2 separate regions of the Homo sapiens genome follow, and region 1 is linked to region 2. A link is a contact called in ENCODE Hi-C or POLR2A ChIA-PET data. All regions are on one chromosome and are shown on one strand. Each heading gives the region's core, a stretch centred on a gene start or an enhancer-like site at or near the end of the contact. The rest is flanking DNA. Distances are from core to core; before and after follow the strand shown. Region 1 overlaps CHN2 (chimerin 2). Region 2 overlaps CHN2 (chimerin 2).

What was found. A loop is a pair of places that touch in the nucleus more often than their neighbours do. ChIA-PET counts read pairs that join two places held with the same protein, here RNA polymerase II (POLR2A). Pooled maps may share reads with other maps.
Region 1: a loop to region 2 is called in a map of dorsolateral prefrontal cortex, with 2.9 times the contacts of the local background. The contact joins two enhancer-like sites. A Hi-C loop is called at or near these places in 10 of 168 maps with a recorded cell type or tissue (CD14-positive monocyte, CD8-positive, alpha-beta T cell, IMR-90 and 5 more), 1 of 37 single-sample maps with no recorded cell type and 11 of 50 pooled maps. POLR2A ChIA-PET finds 5 or more read pairs at or near these places in 9 of 52 experiments (A549, CD8-positive, alpha-beta T cell, HEK293 and 6 more).

What each region holds. Positions count from the first base shown.
Region 1 is chr7:29,318,751-29,322,840 of GRCh38, reverse strand. All of the region lies in intron 1 of CHN2 (chimerin 2), which reads right to left. Among named protein-coding and RNA genes, the nearest start is that of CHN2-AS1, 110 kb to the right of the region's middle. Within about 2 kb of position 2,514, at least 4 of the 41 ENCODE cell types and tissues checked have a DNase peak (open chromatin) inside an H3K27ac peak, as active enhancers do; they include CD14-positive monocyte, where a contact is called at or near this core.
Region 2 is chr7:29,284,007-29,287,910 of GRCh38, reverse strand. All of the region lies in intron 1 of CHN2 (chimerin 2), which reads right to left. Among named protein-coding and RNA genes, the nearest start is that of CHN2-AS1, 77 kb to the right of the region's middle. Within about 2 kb of position 2,375, at least 4 of the 41 ENCODE cell types and tissues checked have a DNase peak (open chromatin) inside an H3K27ac peak, as active enhancers do; they include CD14-positive monocyte, where a contact is called at or near this core.

The DNA.
Region 1 (4,090 bases), core at 1,265-3,764, 35 kb before region 2:
AGGTAGGTCGTTCCCCATTACAAGAAGCTGTTAGGCATGGCTACACAGTGCTTCCCAAATCGAGGCATGTCTATCCTCTAACTCTAGGCCGTCCCTGACTAGGAATAGTGTTGACCTGACTATATTTGCAGTAAATAATTCCTTTGTGGAGTAAAGACCTAGGACTTCATATGACCAGCTGAAAGAGCTACTTCTATGAGCCACAGAACCGTATTGAAATCCTAATAAAGTCAGTGTAATGATATGTTGACATTATAGAGAGCTTTCATCTATGGAGCTCAGGGCATTTTCACACCAATTATTGCTTTTTATCTTCACAATACTCCTACTAGGTGAGGAGGAGGAGGAGTAGGAAGAGGAGGAGGAGAAAGAGAAGTTTTATTTTGCCCATTTTGTAGCTGGAGAAGCTTGGGGAGATTTGGCAAAGGCTGTTCCATCATCACAGGGGTGTGGGGTTTAGAATTTGTAACCTGGTTCTTTACCAATCTCTATTGTCATGGGTTAAAGCCACATCCCACCTTTCTGCAGGACACTGCCCCTGCTACAAAGCATTTGAAAGCAACCATAATCAAGGACTGAGCCCACACATTTCGTTCCAGGGAAGGCAGAGACCTGCTGGTGGAGACAAACAGAGCCTTTAGGAAACGATGTGAGAAAAGCCATTTGGCCCCTAGGAGTGGTGACTGACAAGCAAAGCCAGTTTGAATAGCCCTTTACCTCATATTACTTCATTTTCCTCAATTATCTGAGGGGTTGATAATTCTCTGGGATGGGAAGCAGATCCAAAATGGCTTTTAACAACACATGAAAATATCCAAGGGCTAAGAGCACTCTATTTTATGTTTCTATTATGGTATTTAACACAGTATGCCTTAAATTAGATTGGCAAATGTCTCTCTGACTAATCCATAAGATCTGCAAAGGAGGTGTTAAACCTTCCTTGTCTGTCAGAAGGTATAGAAAAGTGGGTTTGGCTGGGCGCGGTGGCTCACGCCTGTATCCCAGCACTTTGGGAGGCTGAGGCGGGCAGATCACATGAGGTCAGGAGGTCGAGACCAGCCTGACCAACATGGAGAAACCCCGTCTCTACTAAAAATATGAAATTAGCTTGGCATGGTGGTGCATGCCTGTAATCCCAGCTACTCCGGAGGCTGAGGCAGGAGAATTACTTGAACGCGGGAGGTGGAGGTTGTGGTGAGCCGAGATTGTGCCATTGCACTCCAGCCTGGGCAAGAAGAGCGAAATTCCATCTCAAAAAAAAAAAAAAAAAGAAAGAAAGAAAGAAAGAAAAGAAAAGACGGTTCAAGCACTGTCCCTGAAATTAGATTGCTGGAGTTCAAATCCCAGCTCTACTACTCATGAGCTGGGTGACCTTGGGCAAGTGGGTCACCTGCTCTGTGCCTGGCTTCCTCATCTATAAAACGAGGATCATAGAGGTATATCCTCCTTCAGAGGATGGCTGTGAGGAATAGATCAGCTTACCTATTAGTGCCCGGTCCCTGGCATGTGCGTTCCATGTGAGTCTCCATTTTCACTCTATAGACTGCTGAGCACAGCAAGCTCTTAGCATGGTGGCTGAAACAAATCTATTCTCTACTCACCTGCAATAAGATCTTGGGTTGTCTGCACAAGAGGGACAATATTAGAAAAGCATGTATAAATGAAATGCACAGATAACCCAGAATCTTAATTTCTGAAAAAATTTTCAACTATTTTCTGTAATGAAGCTTTGCAACCAGAACTGCTAACAATCTGTAAGCATCTTCCCTAGACCGTTTTGTAAAATAAATAGTGAGGTTTTAAAGCGATCTCATTCTCAAGGAAGTTTTAAAAGAAGCCACTTTAGAATGTCCCATGAGGGAGAAATTTACCAATTGCTCCTAGTATTGGACCTCATTTTAAGTGATTCAGATTCTGGTGCCTGAGAATAAATCGAGATGGGACCCATGTGGTCTCTATGCCTGCAGCAGATTCACCTTTGCAAACAGGATATGAGGTGAAAGGAAGAAAGAACATGTGAGAAGACTGGAAAGAATGGACCAGGTGGCCACCACCTGACAGAAAAAGATGTTCCCTCATCCTGGAAGGAGTGCCAGGACAAAGAGAAAGAAAGCATGCAAGGACAGAACCCCAGGGAAATAGGCATCTAGTGTGGGTGACGAGACAGTTTGATAACAAGATTTGGGAACAGTCATTAATATTACTACTATTCCAATTAGCATCTGGGATCCAACTAGCTGTTAGATGTGAGTGAGGAATGATGCCATATCCTAGAAATTGCTCTGTTGGTTTTGATGTTTCTTTCATATTTACTCGGGTTTCTCTCTTTCCATAAAGAGAATTTTTTATAATAAAGTTGCAGAAAATGTGTGATCACAAATCTGTGGGGAGGCCATCAAAAAGCCACCCTGGCAAACCTTTGCAAGGATGCCCTTGTTATTCAGACCTGCAGGGCTCTGTCAACCTGATTAGCACCCCCCTGCAGGGGGCGAGGGGGTGACAAATGGATATCTTCCCTTGAGACAGAGACTGCAAAAATTAGAAGCCACAGTTTGGTGGCTCTGGGACCCAATTCTCCTGTGTCTCAAGTTCATGTTGTCACTCGGCATGGTGGTTAAGAGCTCTGCTCTGGTCTGGCAGACGACATGTGGTTCTAATCTAGTTCTGCCACTTTCTGGTTTTGACCCTGGGGAAATGCTTTCACTTCTCTAAACCTCTGTTGCTTCCTCTTTAATAGAGAAATCTATTGGACACACTCCTCAGGGAGACTGGAAGGATTCAGTGAGCTGATGTAAGTGCTGAGCAGAGTTCCTCACTGAATATTGATGACCAGCAACCTACTCATCAATTCCCCACTTTACACATATTTTTCTCTAGTAAAGAGTCACGAAAATGCAGAAATAACCAAAAGCCAGGGCCAGTGAGGTCGGGGAGGGGAAGGGGCACAAAGGCACTGGTCACGACAACACTGGCTCGTTCACTGTGAAAAAGCTAGATGTGACGAAGGGCTTGGTGCCACTCGGTTCCAGAGTAAACAAATGCCCAGATGAGCCACGGCCCTGTAAGAAAATCCCAACACTGCAATATTGTGAACAGACAGCCTCAGGCACCCATGGGAGTGAAGAGAAATGCTGGAAATAAAGTAGCTTTGTGGAAATGGAGGCCAACTCGGGAGTGCTAATCTGACAGCGAAATCTCATGCTAACCTAGTGTTATCTTTTATCAAAAGAGCTCCTGGACCCTTTGACCTTATATCAAATATAAATCAACAATTTTGGCAGCTGCATTGTATCTGAACAGTGTCCACAGGATGTTAAATTAAAGGACATCTGGGAAAGCACCATGCACCATGCCTGGCTCCAGAGAATACAAAGCACACTTTGGTGCTAGTATAAAAATAAGGTGATAGTTGACTTTCTGCACCAATAATGAAGGTGCTGAGCTGATTTGCACCCACAACTTTTTTCTCCTCCTCCTCCCCTCAACATGTAGAAATCACTCAACCTCAACTCGCTTGGAGCCTAGTACTTAAAGCGATCTGTGTTATTTTTGTTAACAAAGACGTGCTGAGAACTGATGCTTGAATCTTTTTCTTTTTGTGATGATTCCATCAAAATGTTTCATGCAGGAAGACCTTTACAAAACTCCCAAGAAGTACATAAGAGTTTATGGTAGACAATGGCTTTTAAATGTGCAAATTTCACACACATAGTTGCATGTTTATGCACGAAACCATGTCCTACAGAAGCATCCCGTTTCTCCCTCAGTTCCCGTCTTAGCCTCTGCCCTGTGTCTGAGGGGAGGGGCTGCCTCCCAACTGGACAAAGAGTGGAGAACAAGTCAGCTTGCGGTGTGCACTACTCTGGGGCTTGTATTAAGGAAACTGGAGCTTCCAGGAGCTATAAGCACCTCTGCACAGCCCTGCCAGCCATAAGAGTCAAGCTAAACAAATTTACAAGGAAATTAAATTTTTCCTTTCTATTTCATGGGAAGATGAGATTCTTCTCTATTGTTAGGCCCAAACTATAATGTTCCTTGCAGCTTTCATTTAAAGGTAATAGCTATTTGTTACTGTGCAGAATCTGTTAAT
Region 2 (3,904 bases), core at 1,126-3,625:
GCAAACAAATGCAAGCAAGAAGATAGGAAGAAGAAGGAAATTAGCCAGTTCCAAGACCTTGCTCATTGCTGGACAATAATCAAGAAAGGAATATCTAAGTTTGGATTATTTCTATCTTAGGGTCATTAAGGAAGACAAAATTTAAACCTGAATATGAATTTGATTTCACTGAGTCTACTAGTTAGGACTCTTTGGGTTAAGTGACAACAAACACAACCCAAACGGACTATCAGCAAAAGAAAATTTATTGTTCTTTGAGCTGAAAAAAATCAAGGGGTGGGTCTCATTTTAGTCATGTCTTGGCATAGGGCTCAAATGATGACTAACACTTGTATAGTACATACCAAATGCTGGGTGCTGTTCTCAGCATTTCACATGACTCACCTGACCCTCACTAAGACTCCATGAGTAGGTATCATAACAATTCCCACTTCACAAATGAGTAAACTGAGGCACAGAGACCAATCTGGATAGAGTGACCACATTTGTAAGTGGCAGAACAATTCAAACCCAAGAAATCTGGCTGAGTCTAGAATGTAGTCACTTCCCCCTCATGCCCCCAGAGTTCAGTTTGCCTCCATCTCCCATCTCCACTTTCTCTGTGTTAGTGCCATCCTCTTTCAGATCCCCACTTCCTGGGGGCAAGGTGGCTCAGATGGCTTGAGCCTCAAAACCTGAAAAGTTCAGTGAAGAAGACCAAGCGTATTTTTGCCAGGAGACTCAGCAAAAGTCTCTCTGCCCTCTTGGTGCCTTGAATCAAACAAGGGAGAATATAAGGTTCTGATTGGCCAGACCTAAGCTGCATACCCGTATAAAGTAGAGCATAGAGGGGACTCCACCAGAAACAAATGGACTAAAAATACAGGAGAAGAAAAGGGTCCCCATCCCCAGGGGAAGGGAGATAGTTATTAGAGATGGTAAATGAATACTAGGTGAATGCTGCACTGTCAAATTTAACCACAACTAAAACACTTCTTTTTCAATGATCAAACAGAAGCTCTTGGTCTTCAGGTAGCATAGGTATCCTATAAGACCCATGGCAACTTTCACGTTTATATAAATGAATGTGAATAAAGGAGAAAGGTATATGAAAAAATAAACCAAGACAGGCTTGTGATATATTTATAATCGCAGACTATCTCCACCAAGCCCACTCATATGGGCTTTATGGTCTCTCTAAAGGAATTGTGGAATCACAGCATCTCCACTTTAGGGTGGATCTGGGAACTCATCCATCCCAAGATGCCACATGGAGCAGTGCTGTCAAGAACAATGACCCCACTTTACAAAGCAAGTCTTATTTTTCCCCTTACCCTCTGTTTTAATATAAGGTGTGGCTGGTAGAGAAATGGTGAAATGAGAGGAAGAAAGGGTAAGGCTGCAGAAGACGCTGGCTTCGCCCCTGCCCCACGGAAACCTCAGAGGTAAACACAGCCTTGTCCCTTCATCTCCCTCCCCACCCCATCCCCACATGCAGACCCCACCTTTCCCTGCACCCCTCCCACCTATGCAACTTGTCCTGACTTTTACACTGGAGCCCTACCCTATTTCTTATGATAAGATACCCCAAAAAGATTCCTCCTCTGAAATAAAGATGAGGCCTGCCACAGTCATTTAGGTACTCCAAGGTTCACTGGTATCCTCTAAGTAGTCTTTACCTTTTCCCAAGGGAATCTGAGTAAGGGGAAAAAAAAAAAAGATGAGAGAGAATGGAATCATGGGGGGCGGGGGGGAATGGTGTTTATCTAAGGAGGAGCAAACTATAAAAGGGTGGGTATGAGGCACATCCTCGAAAAGAGGCTCCTACATGTTTGTGGGCATGCAGGAGGAGCTCTAGTGACCTCCTGGCTTGGGAAGGCAGAGAAATGGACTTAATGCCTGTACTTGGCGGCCAGGAAATAGTTCATTATGTTTCTGGTGGTACCTTTATGAGTTGGATCACTGCCATTAGATGATACAATTAGTTGGATTTGTAAGTTTTTGAAGGACCCAAACACTGGGAATAGTCATCAATATGGTGCTAGAGGGCTCTGACCTCAGCCCTGTCTGGTTCCAAAATTCTGTCAATAACTCCGATGAGGATATTTATGGCATATTTGTCCAATTGAGAGTTGAGGTGATGCTAGGGAGAAGAGCAATATTGTTGGATGACATAATCAGGATCATCCAAGATATGCACCAGATCCCTGATGAGACACAATGGTGATGAATGTGAAGCCTGTATTCAGGTTAAAATAAACACACCTAAGTACATGTTGGTGAAGACATACCCTAGCAACCACATATGTGAAAAGGGAATTTTGATTGACTCTGCGTGTGGTATGAGTCAGCACTGCATTGTGGTTGCGAAAAAGCAAATGTGGTCTAACGCTGCATTCATGGAAACAGAATATTTAGACTGTGGCTTATGCTAGGCTTGCCGTATTTTATGTGAAGCAGACCACACCAAAAATTTTGTGCTTAGTTCCTGACCTGACTCTAAGAGAAACACAGGCAAACACTAGGAGAGAAGGGACTGGCAGCTCCTTTGTGGTCATGGAGATGTTTTGTCTGGAAAATAGAAGGCTTCCATGAAACGTGAGAACTGTCTTTAATGAGTGATGCATTCTCCTATGGAAAAAGAGTTCCATTTGCTCTGTGTATCACCTATGACTGGACCTGGACCAATAGTGGGAATTACGGTGAGCCAGATTTCAATGCCACAGAAGACTTTCCAAAGGAACAAGGTGTCAGGATGTTGTAGAGGGAAATGTAAAGATGAGTTGTTGGATCAGATCAGTGGTTCTCAAACTGTGTTCCCCAGAGATTCCTCAAGGAGAGGAGTGCAAAGAACAGAAGCGGCTCACACACCCCACAGCAAGTAGAGCAGCTCCCCCAGTCTGCTTGCACAGTGGCCATCTGCTGCAAAGGAAAAGTTTGATTAAACAACTGGGCTAGATCAAAGTTCCCCATTCAACCCTGAAGTTCCAGGATTTAGTGATTTTTGAGATGACGTCTCTGAAGAGGCTGCCTGGAGAAGGGAGGATGCATGTGAGCTCTGCAGCCAGAATCACGAGGTTCAGATCCTTGTGCATTCATCTGTTATTGCTACAGAACAAATTAACACAAACTTAGCAGCTTAAAACGACACCCACTCACTAGCTCACAGTTGCTGTGGGTCAGAAGTCCAGGTGTGGCTTGGCTGGGTCCTCTGCTCCAGGTTTCCCAGGTTGAAATCATGGAGTCAGCTAGACCGTGTTCCTTTCTTGAGCTCAGGATTCTCCTCTCAACTCATGTGGTTGTTAGCAGAATTCACTTCGCTGAGACTGATGACTGAGGTCCCCATTTCCTTGCTAGTTGTTGGCCAGGGACCACTCTGAGCAACCTTAAGCCTATTCTCAGGTTCTGGCCACGTGGCCCCTTCCCATAGGCTGTTCACAACAGGCTGTTTGGTTCTTCAGGGTCAGCAGAAGAATCTGGAGCTTCAATTATCTTTCTTTAGGGAAAACCTGGAGCCTCTTTTAAAGAGCTTGCCTAGGCCAAATGTGGTGGCTCATGCCTGTAATCCCAGCACTTTGGGAGGTCGAGGCAGGCAGATCACCTGAGGTTAGGAGTTTGAGACCAGCCTGGCCAACGTGGTGAAACCCCATCTCTACTAAAAAACAAAAATTATCCAAGCATGGTGGTGCACACCTGTAATCCCAGCTACTTGGGAGGCTGAGGCAGGAGAATCGCTTGAACCCAGAAGGTGGAGGTTGTAGTGAGGGGAGATCGCACCACTGCACTTCAGCCTGGGACAGAGCCAGACTCCGTCTCAAAAAATAAAAATAAAATAAGTAAAAATACAAAAATTAGCTAGGCGTGGTGACGCATGTCTGTAGTCCCAGCTACAGACAGGGAGGGAGGCTGAGACAGGAGAATCGCT